Regions from separate parts of the Mus musculus genome. Here regions 1 and 3 are each linked to region 2. A link is a loop called in an ENCODE intact Hi-C map of the cell type or tissue named here. Cell type or tissue: heart. All regions are shown on one strand. Links, peaks and the distances in the headings refer to the core of each region. The heading gives the core; the rest is flanking DNA.

The links. Peaks named below come from ENCODE experiments on the same cell type or tissue, not always from the same donor. Only the 100,000 strongest peaks of a DNase experiment are listed, where the experiment ranks them.
Region 1: it touches region 2 in a loop (4-fold over the local background); 10 of 42 quality-filtered maps call a loop at or near these places.
Region 3: a loop joins it to region 2, with 2.5 times the contacts of the local background. A loop is called at or near these places in 5 of 42 quality-filtered maps.

The regions. Positions count from the first base shown.
Region 1 is chr2:157,093,166-157,097,819 of GRCm38, forward strand. Tldc2 (TBC/LysM associated domain containing 2) reads left to right here. Exons shown (of 6, transcript NM_001177439.2): 5 at 2,131-2,204; 6 at 3,181-3,783. The coding sequence ends at 3,316. It overlaps Samhd1 (SAM domain and HD domain, 1), which reads right to left. Exons shown (of 16, transcript NM_018851.4): 16 at 4,369-4,654. Among named protein-coding and RNA genes, the nearest start is that of Tldc2, 8.5 kb to the left of the region's middle. In heart, for the core only: a CTCF peak has its summit at 2,070 (motif pointing left); a DNase peak (open chromatin) is centred at 2,066; H3K27ac peaks cover 1,157 bases.
Region 2 is chr2:156,806,863-156,811,516 of GRCm38, forward strand. No RefSeq gene overlaps it. Among named protein-coding and RNA genes, the nearest start is that of Gm14230, 29 kb to the right of the region's middle. In heart, for the core only: a CTCF peak has its summit at 2,806 (motif pointing right); a DNase peak (open chromatin) is centred at 2,839; H3K27ac peaks cover 483 bases.
Region 3 is chr2:157,028,947-157,033,600 of GRCm38, forward strand. Soga1 (suppressor of glucose, autophagy associated 1) reads right to left here. Exons shown (of 15, transcript NM_001164663.1): 7 at 4,312-4,437; 8 at 1,842-2,072; 9 at 1,573-1,677; 10 at 534-701. Among named protein-coding and RNA genes, the nearest start is that of Dsn1, 24 kb to the left of the region's middle. In heart, for the core only: a CTCF peak has its summit at 2,052 (motif pointing left); a DNase peak (open chromatin) is centred at 2,055.

The DNA.
Region 1 (4,654 bases), core at 400-4,399, 290 kb after region 2:
TTTGTTTGTTATTAGATGTCTCCCCACCAGCACACAGACAGCAGTAAATACATCTGCCACACAGTCATCAAGTCTCCCACCAAGATGGTCAAAGGGGTGTGGACGGCCTTGCTAACAACAGAACATACCTGTTCTCTGCCTCTGTCAGCGGCAAGGAACTTTCCCTTCTTGGGTGAAAGGCAAAGGTGTCCCCAAGGCTGTAGGCTGGTCACCCTTCCTGCAGCTCATACTAAAAGCCCAAAGCTCTAGCATTTTCCTCTTGAACCAACATCGTCTTGTTGGAGCCTCCGGCTGCTTGCTATCATCAGAGCCGGGGATTTGGTTCTCTGATGACTGCCCTTGCTTCCCCTGTGGCTCTTCTCGTGATGTGCATATACCATGACTCTTCTCCAACCTCTTTCTAATATTGGTTATTTGTTTTTCCCTCACTTTGCCCCAGCAATGCCGGCCTAAACTGGAAGGCAAAAACCCAAGCCCACCCTGACCCAGGGCCTCCGCACGTTTTGTTCTGCTCAGCAGCCCTTCCACTGGATCCGTACACACCAGCCTCAGGACTATCCTGCTGTCCCCATCACAGTGACTGCCCTGGCTACCTTGTTTTAAGTGACCATTCCCTCTAAATCCTTATTGCCTCCAAGTGTCACTTCTCTTTCTAGCGTATGTAACATACCATTTCTTAGCCCTTTATCTGCCTTCCCTCTACATGTCTCCGAGGCAGTTGTTTTGTTCATTGTGTTTTACTGTTCTACCCAATGCCTAACTGGGCCTGGTGCATAAGTGCTAAAAAAAAATATTATTACATGAAATCCATTACTTCCAGGGGGTCACGGTCATCCCATACTTTGAAAAACTTGATTCTTGCCTGTGTCTTGGCCCGAGCTCTTTATGAGTTCCCAGTAATTGCACAAGTAACTGCTACTCCAAGTAACACGTGGAACTTTGTCTTAGTTTCTTCCGTAGCAATGTTTATCTTGCTCTTTCCAATCAGAAGGACACGTCCTTGAAGACAGCAGAGGAAGTGCAGAATTGATACAGAAGTCCCGTCTTCTTGTGCTGACTCCTTAGCTTTATCGCACCCCTTCGCACCCCTTCACAGTCTGGCCTTTACCTTTCTATTCTTCCGGGGTTGGGGAAGAGGAGTTGTTCCTTGTGATTGGGACATCGAATTACAGGAAGCAACATACTGGACTTTGGGGCCCTTTAAAAGCAACTTTATTGCCTATTTTGGTTCTTTAGTCTTCGTCCTTTTAATTCATGAGTGTGGCAAGGCACCCAGGGCGTTCTAGAACTACATTGTAGCGGGGCAGACAAGGCGAGCGAGCACTGCTCAAATGGAGCTGTCTCAGAGCTAGTAGATGCCTAGGGAAATCAATCAGGGGCTCTCTGCAATGGCACTCAGGCTGTAGGGTAAGAAATGACCCTTGGGGAGAAAAGCCTGGGTTGGGGAGGTCTGTGGACAGACGGGTCTGAACGTAGGGAGGCCCTAAGGCATGAGCACCTTCAGGTGTTGGTGAAAAGGAAGGCCAGTGTGGCTCAGGTGCAGTACCTAAGGGGAGGAGAGGGCACGGAGGAAAGCAAGGATGGGGGCAGGTGCACGCTGGCTGGAGGACTGAATTCTGTCTCCTTCACAGTGGAGGGGTGCCAGAAGGCTTTAGGTAGAAGACATATAGTGTGATTTAAAGTTGGTGGGCCACGCAGGTCACTATGGAGAGGGTTGTGGGAAGTATATGGCATGAGATCAGGAGGAGGCTGTGACCTAGATAGTGGGACGGAAATTCACAGGGGTTCACGGGGAGTCTTAGGTCAGATAGGGTGGTCTAAAGGCAGTTCCATTCCAGCTCTAGGCCTAGCTGCCTCCCTCTTTCTAGCTTTGAAAGCAGGAAGCTTTGGAGGTTTGATTGTTAGCATTTATTTGGCACTGCCAGGATGCAGGGGATCTGTGGCAGAGGGCATAAGGGGTGAAGACCAAGGAAATGGAAATATTAAGGCCTGGCAGCCCAGTCTTTCCTGGAACTCATTGGGTCCAGAAGCCTCCAGTCCCTACACAACACTGCCACCATGTGGCTTGGAGTCAGCCTGCAACGACAGCACTCAGAGGTGACCCCGCTTTTCCTTTTCCTCTTCACTCAGGTCTTTAAGTGGACAGGGCACAACTCTTTTTTTGTGAAAGGAGACCTGGACTCACTGATGATGGGCAGTGGAAGGTGCGTGTCTCTGTCCCCCACATCCTGGGGTGGCCCATGGCCCTTTCCCAAGGGTAGAATGGGCAAGGTGTGTTCCTCTCAGGCAGACTGCAATGCCCTTTGGCATCAGCACCACGTCTCATGCCTGGATGGCCACACTCAACCAGCCCATCCCCATCACACGCTTAGTGACATCTTAGTGTGACGTGACTGGGAACGAGGAGTCACAAGATGGGGAAGTCCCAGAGTTCCGAGTCCCATGGGACAAGGCTTGATAGAAGATGTGCATCTGGCTAAGAACACAGTCTGTGAGTTTGGGGGCAGGCGTGGGAGTTAGGAAAAAACAAAGGTTGTTCTCACCCTGGGGTGAGCCCTATGTGGAAGCACATTAAGTTATACCCTGAAGGTAAAAATAAAAGCATTCCTCTATCAGCTCAGCTCCACTGAGGGGCAGCAGGACACAGGGCACATCGGCCATCGCTGATTACCCATCCACTTCCTGCTTCCAGCCCAGGTTCTCTTTCAAATGTGATGAGAATGTTCTAAAACAGGGTTGAGGTGATAGCTGGACCACTGTGTAAGTTATTAAAACCAATGGCTTGTTTAAAAAAATGCCCTGTACGCTAGAGAGCACATGAGGAGGCCCCAAATCCTGATGAGCTGGAAGGGATGAGAACAGCCATGATGGAGGGACAGTGGTCGTGTGGTGATGGCAGCCAGTCACAGAGGCCTAGCACATGGCACAACCGTGCCGAGATTCCCCGTGTGTGCGTGCATGCACACGCATATGGAGAACTGAGGCTGACACTAGATGTCCTCCACAGTCCATCTCCACCATATCATTGAAGCGGCCTAGGCCCCGTGTGCTGCCCTCCCTGTGCTAGGGTTTTTATGTTATCTGGCTTTTTATGTTGGTGCTGGGGGCAGGTCCTCGTGCCCGAGTAACAGACATTGTACCTACAGAGCTGTCTCCAGAGCTCGTTCCCTCTCTCTTCAGTGGCCAGTTTGGGCTGTGGCTGGACGGAGACCTGTACCATGGCGGAAGCTACCCCTGTGCGACCTTCAACAATGAAGTGCTGGCCCGCAGGGAGCAGTTCTGCATCAAGGAGCTGGAGGCCTGGGTTCTGAGCTGACGCCTCCCGGGCCTCCTCACACAGGGCAGCCATTCTGCCCAACTCAGGATGGGGAAGAACCCTCATGTGGACTGTGGCTCTCAGCCAGCCTCCTTATGGCTTGAAAACCCAAGAACAGGGGCAGCCACTGCTCTTCAGCAGAGCTGATTATAAGGTGTGAAAGACATTGACTGAAGAAGCATACAATTTGTCTTTATGGGATTTGACAATCCCTAGAAGATCAAAAAACAAAACAAACAAAGCAAAAATCCTACCCCTCCCCCATAACATATTCATATTAAGTCAAGTCGGGTGTATGCACGGTGTGCACACACATGCACAGGCACGCACGCGCACACACACACACACACACACACACACACACACACACACTCGCACTCGCACTTCTCTTTTGTGTTTGAGAGATTACTTTTACTTTAAGAGCCTGGGTTCCACTTCTAAAACTAATAAAGAGAAGCATCATTCACTCTCTGTTGTCTCTTCTGGAGCCCAAATGGCACCGCTGAAGGCCAGCCACGGGTCAGGCGCTCACACATCTGTCACTTGATCTCACAGGACAGACATAGAGCTACGCTTGGACATTATGTAGATCTGGACGGAGGCTGAACCTCTGTAGACAGAACCCAGGGGGCTTGAGAGGAAAGAGCTTGTTTTCAGGCACGAGAGTCTTTGAGCTTACGCCCCCATACCCTTCCCGTGCATGGTCTGCCTTCTGCTGGAAAGGAGCCGGCTATAGCCTGCTTTTATTTTGGTGAGGAAAACCAAGTACCTGGGACCTTGTCCGTACTACTGTCCTGCAGACCCCACACAATGCTGTGACACCAAGAAGCATCTATGTGGGCCCTACAGAATATATTCCTTCGTACAGGAATCCAAACCGGGCATGCAGGGTATGAGAGTCTGCGATTAAGGAGCTTGCCTCTAGTTTCAGGATAGAAACGCTCATGAAAGCTTTATGGCAGCTGTCCCCTACCCAACTGATGTCACCGTCACTAAACCTGTGGTTCTATTTACAGCAAGCTGACAGTATTCAGTAACTCGAGAGACTAAGCTGTTAAAATCTCCATTTTTAATGCAGTCTCGTAAACGACACAGGTACTCACAAGGAAAACAGCATCAAAGGCAGAAAATGGGTCAGATTTGTTTCCCACATACCATGGTACAAAATTAGGACTACAAAACTCCACAATAAACCATAATGATTTAAAAAATATAGACTGGCAAAAATACAAAAATATTCGCAGAAAACTTTCCACTTCTTAACCTTGAGTCTGGGCACACAAAGGGGAGGGGGACCCCTAGCTGTCTCGTGGATCTACAGAGGCACCGTGGCTAGTG
Region 2 (4,654 bases), core at 314-4,313:
AAGAAAGGACAGGCACGTAGGGAGTTCTGAGAGGACATCACCCAGCACAGAGTACAACTCAGCACCAGAGAGAGCACTCACCTCTCTGATCCCCTGTCCTGAAACAAGAAGCAAGAAAAAGACAAAAGGAACCTAGCTCAGTTCCTTCACTCAGGTCCACCCTCGCCGTCTTACACAAACACACGAGGTGCCTCCTGATGTCACATGGAACCCTGAAGCCAGAGGAACACCACCATTAACAGAACTTAACTGGCCAATCAACACCCTGGCCTGGGGCATGCTGGGCAAGTGCTCCACCACGGAGCCACTCCACTGGTCTTGGGCAAGTTAGTTAGCCTTTGTGAGGCTCAGCTTTCATCTATAAACCCAAGATATCACCCTGTACCTCGAACAGTTGTTATCAATACTGAGAGGAGCCGGCTGTGGTGGTGCACATTCAACCCCAGCACCCAGGAGGCAAAGGCAGGTGGGTCTCTTTGAGTTCTAGGCCAATCGTTAAGACTCTGTCTCGGCCGGCTGGCGAGATGGCTTGGTGGGTAAGAGCACTGACTGCTTTTTCCAGAGGACCTGAATTCAAATCCCAGCAGCCATGTGGTGGCTCGAAACCACCCATAATAAGATCTGATGCCCTCTTCTGGTATCTCTGAAGACAGCTACAGCGTACTTATGTATAATAGTAAATAAATCTTTAAAAAAAAAGGCTCTGTCTCAAAACACAACAAAACTAAATGGGTTTATAAAGTGTTGACCATAGGTTTATAAGAGAAATTAGTTTGCTTAATTCAATTCAGACAATTCTTTTTATTTTTTTGAATTATTTATTTTAGGTATATGAGTACACTGTAGCTGTCCTCAGACACACCAGAAGAGGGCTTTGGATCCCATTACAGATGGTTGTGAGCCACCATGTAGTTGCTGGGAATTGAACTCAGGACCTCTGGAGGAGCAGTCAGTGTTCTTAACCTCTGAGCCATCTCTCCAGCCCCCAATTCAGATAATTCTAAACCACCGAAGCTGCGAAGCTGCATCCAATCTAGGAGATTAAGCTGGGCATGGTCGGGTACAACAGTAATCCCAGCAACGGATGCCAGCCTGTGCTACACAATGAGATCCAGTACACATCTCAAAATAAGTCTCTCTCTCTCTCTCTTTCTCTCCATATATATGTATATATGGAGATATATATATATACGTGTGTGTGTGTATATATGTATATGTGTATGTGTGTGTATAAATGTATATGTGTATATGTATGTGTGTGTGTATACACACACATGTATACATGGACATGCACATGCATACAGTTGAAAGCAAATCCTGATAAACCTCATGGAGTAAAGGCAAAGTACCAAGATGTCCTCGTGTGCTTTCTGGAGCTGGGATAAAACACTAACCAAAGCAAACTTGGGAAGAGGAGAGTCATCATCTGACTTACAGGTTGCAGTCAGTCACAGAGGCAAGCTGAGGTAGGAGCCTGGAGCAGGAACCCAAGCAGAGGCCATGGAGGAACGCATGCTTATTCCATGCTTACACTCACACCGGGCTAGACCCTCCTGCGTCAGTCAAGCGTCAAGAAAATGCCATACAGGTCTGCCCAGACCCATATGATTGAGCCATTTCCTCAGCTGAGGTGTATTCTTTCCGGTTACATCAAGTTGATGGCAGGAACAGCCATCGCACGGGGCCTGCGCGGTGCACACCTTTGGTCCCAGCACTCAGTGGGTAGAGGCAGGCAGATTGGGGCTACAAAGTGAGACCCTCACCTCCAAAAATAAACAAAGCAAGCAATCATGAAAGAATATCCATCTAGGGCTTGCATCCACAGTAAATGTATCAGGGCTGGAGAGATGGTTCAGCGGTCAGAGCACTGGCTGTGCCTCCGGGAGCTGAGCTCAATTTGTAGCACTGATGACTGTCTGCAACTCCAGTTCCAGGGAAATCTGATGCCCTCTTTGTGGCCTCTGAGGCAGCAGGCACACATGTGGGGCATAGATGTGCAAGCAGACAAGCCATCCATACCCATTAAAATAAAATAAATAAAAGGCAATGCATCAGAAGGCTGGAGAGATGGCTCAACAGTTGAGAGAACACACTACTATTGAAGAGGACCAGAATGAAGAGACCAGAATCCGAGTCCCATCTCCCATACACATTGAGCCACTCACAATTCCTCTAACTCCAGCCCCAGGAGCAGCTGCCTCCTCTACCCTCCAAAGGCACTGGCAGCATGTGCACAGACCCACACATGCGCACTTAATTTAAAATAAAGTAATTAAAAAAAAAGTAAAGGTATCGACAAAACCTGCTGTGATGGTTTGTATGTGCTTAGCCCAGGGAGTGGCACTATTTAGAGGTGTGGCCTTGTTGGAGTAAGTGTGTCACTGTGGGCTTGGGCTTTAAGACCCTTGTCCTAGCTTCCTAGAAGTCAATCTTCCACTAGCTGCCTTCAGATGAAGATGTAGAACTCTCAGCTCTGCCTCCACCTGTCTGGATGCTGCCATATTCCCACCATGATGATACTGGACTGAACCTCTGAACCTATAAGGCAGTCCCAATTAAATGTTGTCCTTATAAGAGTTGCCTTGGTCATGGTGTCTGTTCACAGCAGTAAAACCTAATTAAGACATCTGGTGCACAAGTACATACTGGATTTGCTGGCGAATGGAGACGCATTCAATTCAGCTAAGCAGGACGTGGAGGAAGACACCTTTAATCCCAGTACCTGAGAGGAGCAAGAAAGAGTTCAAAGACAGCCAGGGCTACATGAGACCCTGCCTCAAAAACACAAAGTGTTACCATATCTTGCCACTAGGGGCCACCCAAGGACACTGCATAAACTGGAGACCTAGGTCCCAGAATTCCCAGCTGGGATGTTGCTTCCTCTTCAGAACTTGTGGTCTATCTAAAAAGCCAGGATGCTATCTAAGGCCCCAGTGGCCACAGGCCGAAGGAACCCTCAAGAACCCAATAACCACTGAGGGTTCTGGGAGAAGATGGCATCTGCAGAGGTTGAGGGAGGAAGTCAGGCTTCCTCCCAAGGCCCTTGTGCCTGACCAAACTTCCCCACTCAGCCCAGATGCTTGAGAATGGCGTCTGAGGCCTCCACTTGGCCCTCCTTCTAACCAGGACCCCTACCCAGTTCGTTTAGCAAGGGCTCCTAGCATCCCATCAGAAATTCTCCTGGCCCAGAGTCTGACAGGAGGTGAGAGTCTGCCACATGCCCCCCCCCCCCCGCCCCCACCCTCACGTACCAGTTCCTTTTCCCCAAGGCGCTGGGGAATCAGAGCTGGGGCCTATGAATTGAGATCTGCGGCATCCTGTACATAAACGCGTCTTTCCCTTCCTGAGCTGTTCACGTCAAGTACTTTGGCAAAGTGACACCAAGTGTAACTAACAGAATGACAGACGTTAAGACGCAGCAAACACACTACTCGAAGATCTGATCACGTGGGCCAGAAACCTTCCGAACAGATTTGAGGTGAGAACGTGAGAAAGCTGAAGTGGAGAGCCAGGGAAGCCAGACAATGCTGCAGGCGTCCGACATTTGTCCCCGCGCTGAGACTTTGTAGGAGGCTGAGTTCGAAGGTAAGGGGCTGAATCTGATGAATATTTCAAGTCAACCCAGCATTCTGGCTGTAGCAGCACTGTTAGCTGTTGTCACCCAGGTCTACAGTAAGAATAAGGAACAAAGGAGCTAGAGAGATGGCTCAGCGGTTAAGAGCACCGACTGCTCTTCCAGAGGTCCTGACTTCAATTCCCAGCAACAACATGGTGGCTCACAACCATCTGTAATGGGATCTGATGCCCTCTCCTGGTGTGCCTACAGAGAGTAATGGTGTACTCATATACATAAAAAAAAAAAAGGAACAAAAAGAGCAGAACAGGTGCGCGCGCGCGCGCGCACACACACACACACACACACACACACACACACACACGTCATTTAGTCAGAAACACCTGTGTAAGTTGGGGCAAGGACTGACTGATGGTGGAGTGTTACAAGGAAGCCAAGTTTGAAGAGATGGTTCCAGCTAAGAGCACTGGCTGCTCTCCAGAGGACTCAAGTCCAATCCCCAGCTCACAACCACTTCAGTGACTTCACTTCAGTGAAGAGAGACTCCAGTGCTCTCTTCTGGCCTCCACAGGCACCAGGCAGAACTGTAGTACACAGACATACACACAAGCAAAACACTCATACTAATAAAGTAATAATACATATTTTATTGTAAAAAGAGATCACGTATGTTGGGCCGTGGTGGCACGCACCTTTAATCCTAGCACTCAGTAGGCAGAAACTGGTGGATCTCTGAGTTTGAGGCTAGCATGGTCTTCAGAGTGAGTTCCAAGACAGCCAGGGATACACAGAGAAACCCTGCCATTAAAAAAAAAAAAAAAAAGTCAAGTGCTTTGCACCAAGGCAATAGAAAAGATGCCTTGGGGGACCAGAATATGATAATAAGGGATGGAAGATGACCACAGACTATTATACACATGTATAAAATGTCATAATGAGACCCATTACTTTGTACAATTAATAAATGCTAATAAAAATGAGAAAAGGATGCCTTGAGGGCATCTCAGGAACTGGCAAAAGCCCAATCAAGGCAGGCTCAAAGCCATGCAAAGAGGAAGCACATTTGACTGTCCCTTGAGA
Region 3 (4,654 bases), core at 400-4,399, 220 kb after region 2:
ACGGCAAAGCCTTCCTCTGTGTGTGGGCGATGTTATTAGTGTATGAAGATGTCCGCCACAGCAGCCCCCTCCAACATTCGCAGCCTGGAGACAGCTCCCCTACAGAGCGCTCCTGCTCAGATTTGCTGAGCTTGTCCCCTGATACTGTGGTACACCATAATCCCCACCACCCGGGTTATCTGCATTAATGACCACCAACTTCATGGTAAATAGGCTGAGTTTCCAGAGCTCCATAGAGAGTCCAGATCGCCTGATCCCAGCTATCTGTGTATCCTTGTGTCTGTCTGTCTTTTCTTCACCCTCTCAACACCCTAGTCCGGTCTATTAGGAGCCATGCAGGATATGACGCGCAGGCTGGCGTGGAAGCGTTCTGTGAGTCCACAGTGCAGCCTACATTCCTGTCAATCTCTCTGGGGCACACGGTGAGGTGCAGGGGACCCTGTGCATCCTTAGCATCCTCCTCCGAGACCTGCCTGTCTAGAGCTGGGCCGGGAAAAAGGAAGGGACCGTCCCTAACAAGCAGGGAGGCTTACCTGCGAGGCGTGGCCCTTGAGCTCTGCACGCTCTGTCTCCCAGGTGGCCTTGGCCTTTGCGAACTGCTGCTGAAGTTCAGTCAGACCCCGACGCTCGTCCTGGAGCAGCCAGCACAGCTCCTTCAGGGTGACCTTCATGTCGGCCAGGGTCTTGATGCACTCATTAGGCTGCCGGCAGAGTAAGGCCTGGTCAGGAACTTTATGAAGGCAGAAAGGGCAGCCCTGGCATAGCAGACTCACCCAGGAGTCCAGCTGGGGCCCTACCAGCTCCAGAGAGCTCTCCTCAGGTCCTCTCACCAGTAAAATGGGGCTGAAGGCCTGTCCTAAATAGCTCAGCTGAGCAGCAAGTCTCATACACAATGAAGTCTATTCCAGGAGCAGCTACTCTGCCCAAACGCAGAGAAACAACCTCACCTAGGCTTAGCGGGCTCCAGGCTGCAGGTCTCTCCTCTCTGACTGATGTCCCTCAAATGGCGCCAGACTGGATCCCAAACCTCTTTCCTGGTGCCTTTCACACTGCTCGCCCTCACTCTAGCTCACTATAGAACCCTAGGGGGTGACTCCACCGCCCTCTCCAACCTGTGGCTTGATTTGACAGTTCTTACTTAAGGTCTCTCTTCGTATGTCCCTGGCCTGGTATATCCTCACCCTCCCACAATGTCCCACTGGCCAGCAGCACTCCAGCACATCTTGCCACACCTCAGCACATGCTGTCCTCTGGGTTCAATATGGCCTTTTTTCCCTATTCTGAATTGGACAAGCCCCTATTCATCCATGGAAACGCACGGACACGGGACCCCCATTCTCTAACACTGTTTCCTATAAAACAAACGGGCGAACTGCTTCCCTTACTTGTGACATTGGCCTTCTGTCACTACCCTGGCATGTCCCCCTAGCACTGAGAAACTGGTGGGCCAGAATCCAAGCAATAAGCATCCACAGACCCTGTGTCCTGTCAGGGCTGAGAAGATAGCAGGAAGCGCTCATTAATGAACGAGTTACACACAGTTAAGGTAGGACCCGAAGGGGTTAAACACACCGTGTTCTGGGTCCAGCTCTCCCCTGTGCAGGCCTTGTTATCCGAGTGCTGGGCGTTCATCTCCTCTTCCTCCATCAGCAGGTACAGTTCCTTCATGCTGTTCACCTGGTTTGAGAAACCACATTCAACAAACCGGGAGACCCCGGCGGCAAGCAGTCCAGATAGCATGTGACCTACTCCCAACCAGGTACTGTTAGGGACAAGAGGCAGAACTCAGGTGCCACGCTCCCATTCTTCCAGCCCCGCGCTAAGGCTATGCTCAGCCATACCTCCAGGAAGTCATCCTCTTCGCTGGGCAGAACCTTGCCCTGCCGCCAGCGCTTCAGGAACCACCGGAGCTTCATGAAGAGCAGCAGAAAGTTGTGCTTGAACTGCTGGGACTCCTGCACCAGGATGTTCTTCTCTTGGCTCCAGAACTTCTGCTCCAGTCGCCGCTGGAGGCTCAGACTCTGCAGCTCAAACTCCCGTCTCAGCAGCGCCCTCTGCTGGTCTTCCTTCAGCTGTCATTGACAGGGGTGAGCAAGGGAGGCCCCAGTTGATTGCAGAACCAGACAAGGGTAGAGGGGAACACTGATGGCAAGTGCCTACTGGGGACCCCCCGCCAGGGCTTCTACTACCAGCAGCCCATTGTATCCTGGGAAGAAGAACTCTCACAAGCAGCAGCAGTGGGCTGGAGAGAGCAGTCACTAAAGTGCCCTCTAGACAAGCACAAAGACCAGAGTTCACTCTCCAGAACCCACCTATGAAAGCTCAGCCGCCCAGCGTAGTCTCATAGGTGAGCCCAGGTGCCAGGGAGGGATCCCATCTCAAAACCCTGAGCAAACAGCCTGAGGAACGATCTCTGGACACCATACTCTGAGCACCCACAGAGCAGCAGGTGTTTCCCACGTGCTCACACTGGTGAGTGGGGACGGCAGAGAGAGGGTGGGTGCAGAGCAAGGCATGCTGGGTTAAAGAAGGCTGAGAAACAAGAAGCACCCCAGGGAGTAAGTAACACTGGTTCACAGCTAAGGGAGCCTGGGATGTACAGCTCTGAGCAAAGCACGACTGGACTGCTCTGTGCTCCTGTCTGCAGTCTGCCTGCCTCTTCAGTTCATCCTACCACGCACCACCAATCGGTAAAGTGAGGGTATCTTATAAGGGAGGAGTATGAGGCCTGCAGGCTATCATGTGTTCACGGTGGGTTCCACGGGCCGTCCAATGAGGTGCTTTTTAATTTTTACACTCTCTTACTGTTTTGTATGTGTATGGGTGGGCATGGCTGCCGTGGCATGTGTGTGCTGGTCAGAAGACTCAGGCAGGTTAGCTCTCTCTCCCTGTGTGGGTCCTGGGGATCAAACCCAAGTTGTGAGGCTTGGTGGCAAGTGTCTTTACCCATCTCACCAGCCTCAACATTAAGGTTTAAGAAATGTTATAGCCGGGTATGGTGGCATACACCTTTAATCCCAGCACTCAGGAGGCAGAGGCAGGGGGACTTCTGAGTTCGAGGCCAGCCTGGTCTACAAAGTGAGTTCCAGGACAGCCAGGGCTACACAGAGAAACCCTGTCTCGAAAGAAGAGAAAGAAAGAAAGAAAGAAAGAAAGAAAGAAAGAAAGAAAGAAAGAAAGAAAGAAAGGAAAAGAAAAGAAAAGAAAAGAAAAGAAAAGAAAAGAAAAGAAAAGAAAAGAAAAGAAAAGAAAAGAAAAGAAAAGAAAAGAAATGTTATTACAGGGGCTGGAGAGATGGCTCAGCGGTTAAAAGCACTGACTGCTCTTCCAGAGGTCCTGTGTTCAATTCCCAGCACCCACACGGTGGCTCACCACCATCTGTAATGAGATCTGATGCCCTCTTCTGGTGTGTCTGAAGACCGCTACAGTGTACTCATATATATAAAATAAAATGAATCTTTTTTTTTTAAAGAAAGAAATGCTATTATAGATCTGATCCACAGCCAGGTTTGATACGGGCACCATTTCACAGACAGGAAACTGAGGCCAAGAGATGAAACAAGAGCTGGAGAAATGGCTCAGTGGTTAAGAGTACTAGGACCCGGATTCAATTCCTAGCACCCACATTAGGCAGATCAAAGGAAACCTGACACTTCTGGTTTCTGCAGACACCTACACAGACATGCATCTATGCACATACACTTACACAAACATGCATATATATATATATATACACATACATACACACATACCTACACAGGCATGCACATTTACATACACATCTACATGTAATTAAAAGTAAAAATTCTTTAAAAAAAATTTTTTTAAAAAAAGACATGAAACAGAGACAGGCGTGGTGCTGTATGTCTTTAATCCCAGCACCCGGGAGACAGAAGCAGGAGGATTTCTGTGAGTTAAAATCAACCCAGTCAACATATCAAGTGGATAACCAGGGCTACACGGAGAAACCCTTTCTCAAACAAACACAACCAAGCAAGACCCAGAAATATTAAGCAGGCTCACCGTCACCCAGAAAACTATTACCATGTGATTGGCTCCAGCTCAGTGTAGCTGCTGACAACCACAAACTGGCAGAGCGCAGGGGTGGGGAAGCTTGGGTTTCCCCAGTGTTGTCCCCTTCTTTTTAGTAGTGTTTGATTTCTTCCTATGCTGGGAACAGAACCCAGAGCTTCTCACGCGCTGGTCAAGTGTTCTACCAAAGAGCTATCCCATGGCCCCTTTACCTTCCCTTCTGAGACAAGCTATAGTCAGTAAAAAAACAAAAAACACAAACCTGTGGTACAAACCCACCTGGACCATTTTCTGGTTGAAGCTGTCAGCCTCCTCCTTCCGGAGCTGCCGCTCCTGGGACAGCTGCTCTTGCAAGCCCCGGAGGCTGTCGTGGGCCTCGGCCAGGACCAGCTGAAGATCCTTGATCTGCAGGAGGGAGGTAGGGTGGAGGGGACAGACAAGGAGGAAGGAGAAGACACAGGCTGTGGTCAAAGAACAGAAGCAGTAAGGAGTCAACAGAAAACTGGATGGGAGTCACCTCTACGAGGCACAGCACTGTCCTTGCCTAGCGGGTCATCAGGACAATTACACAAAACAGTACGTGTCAAATCTTCCCAATATAATTTTAACATTTCTCTCTTGC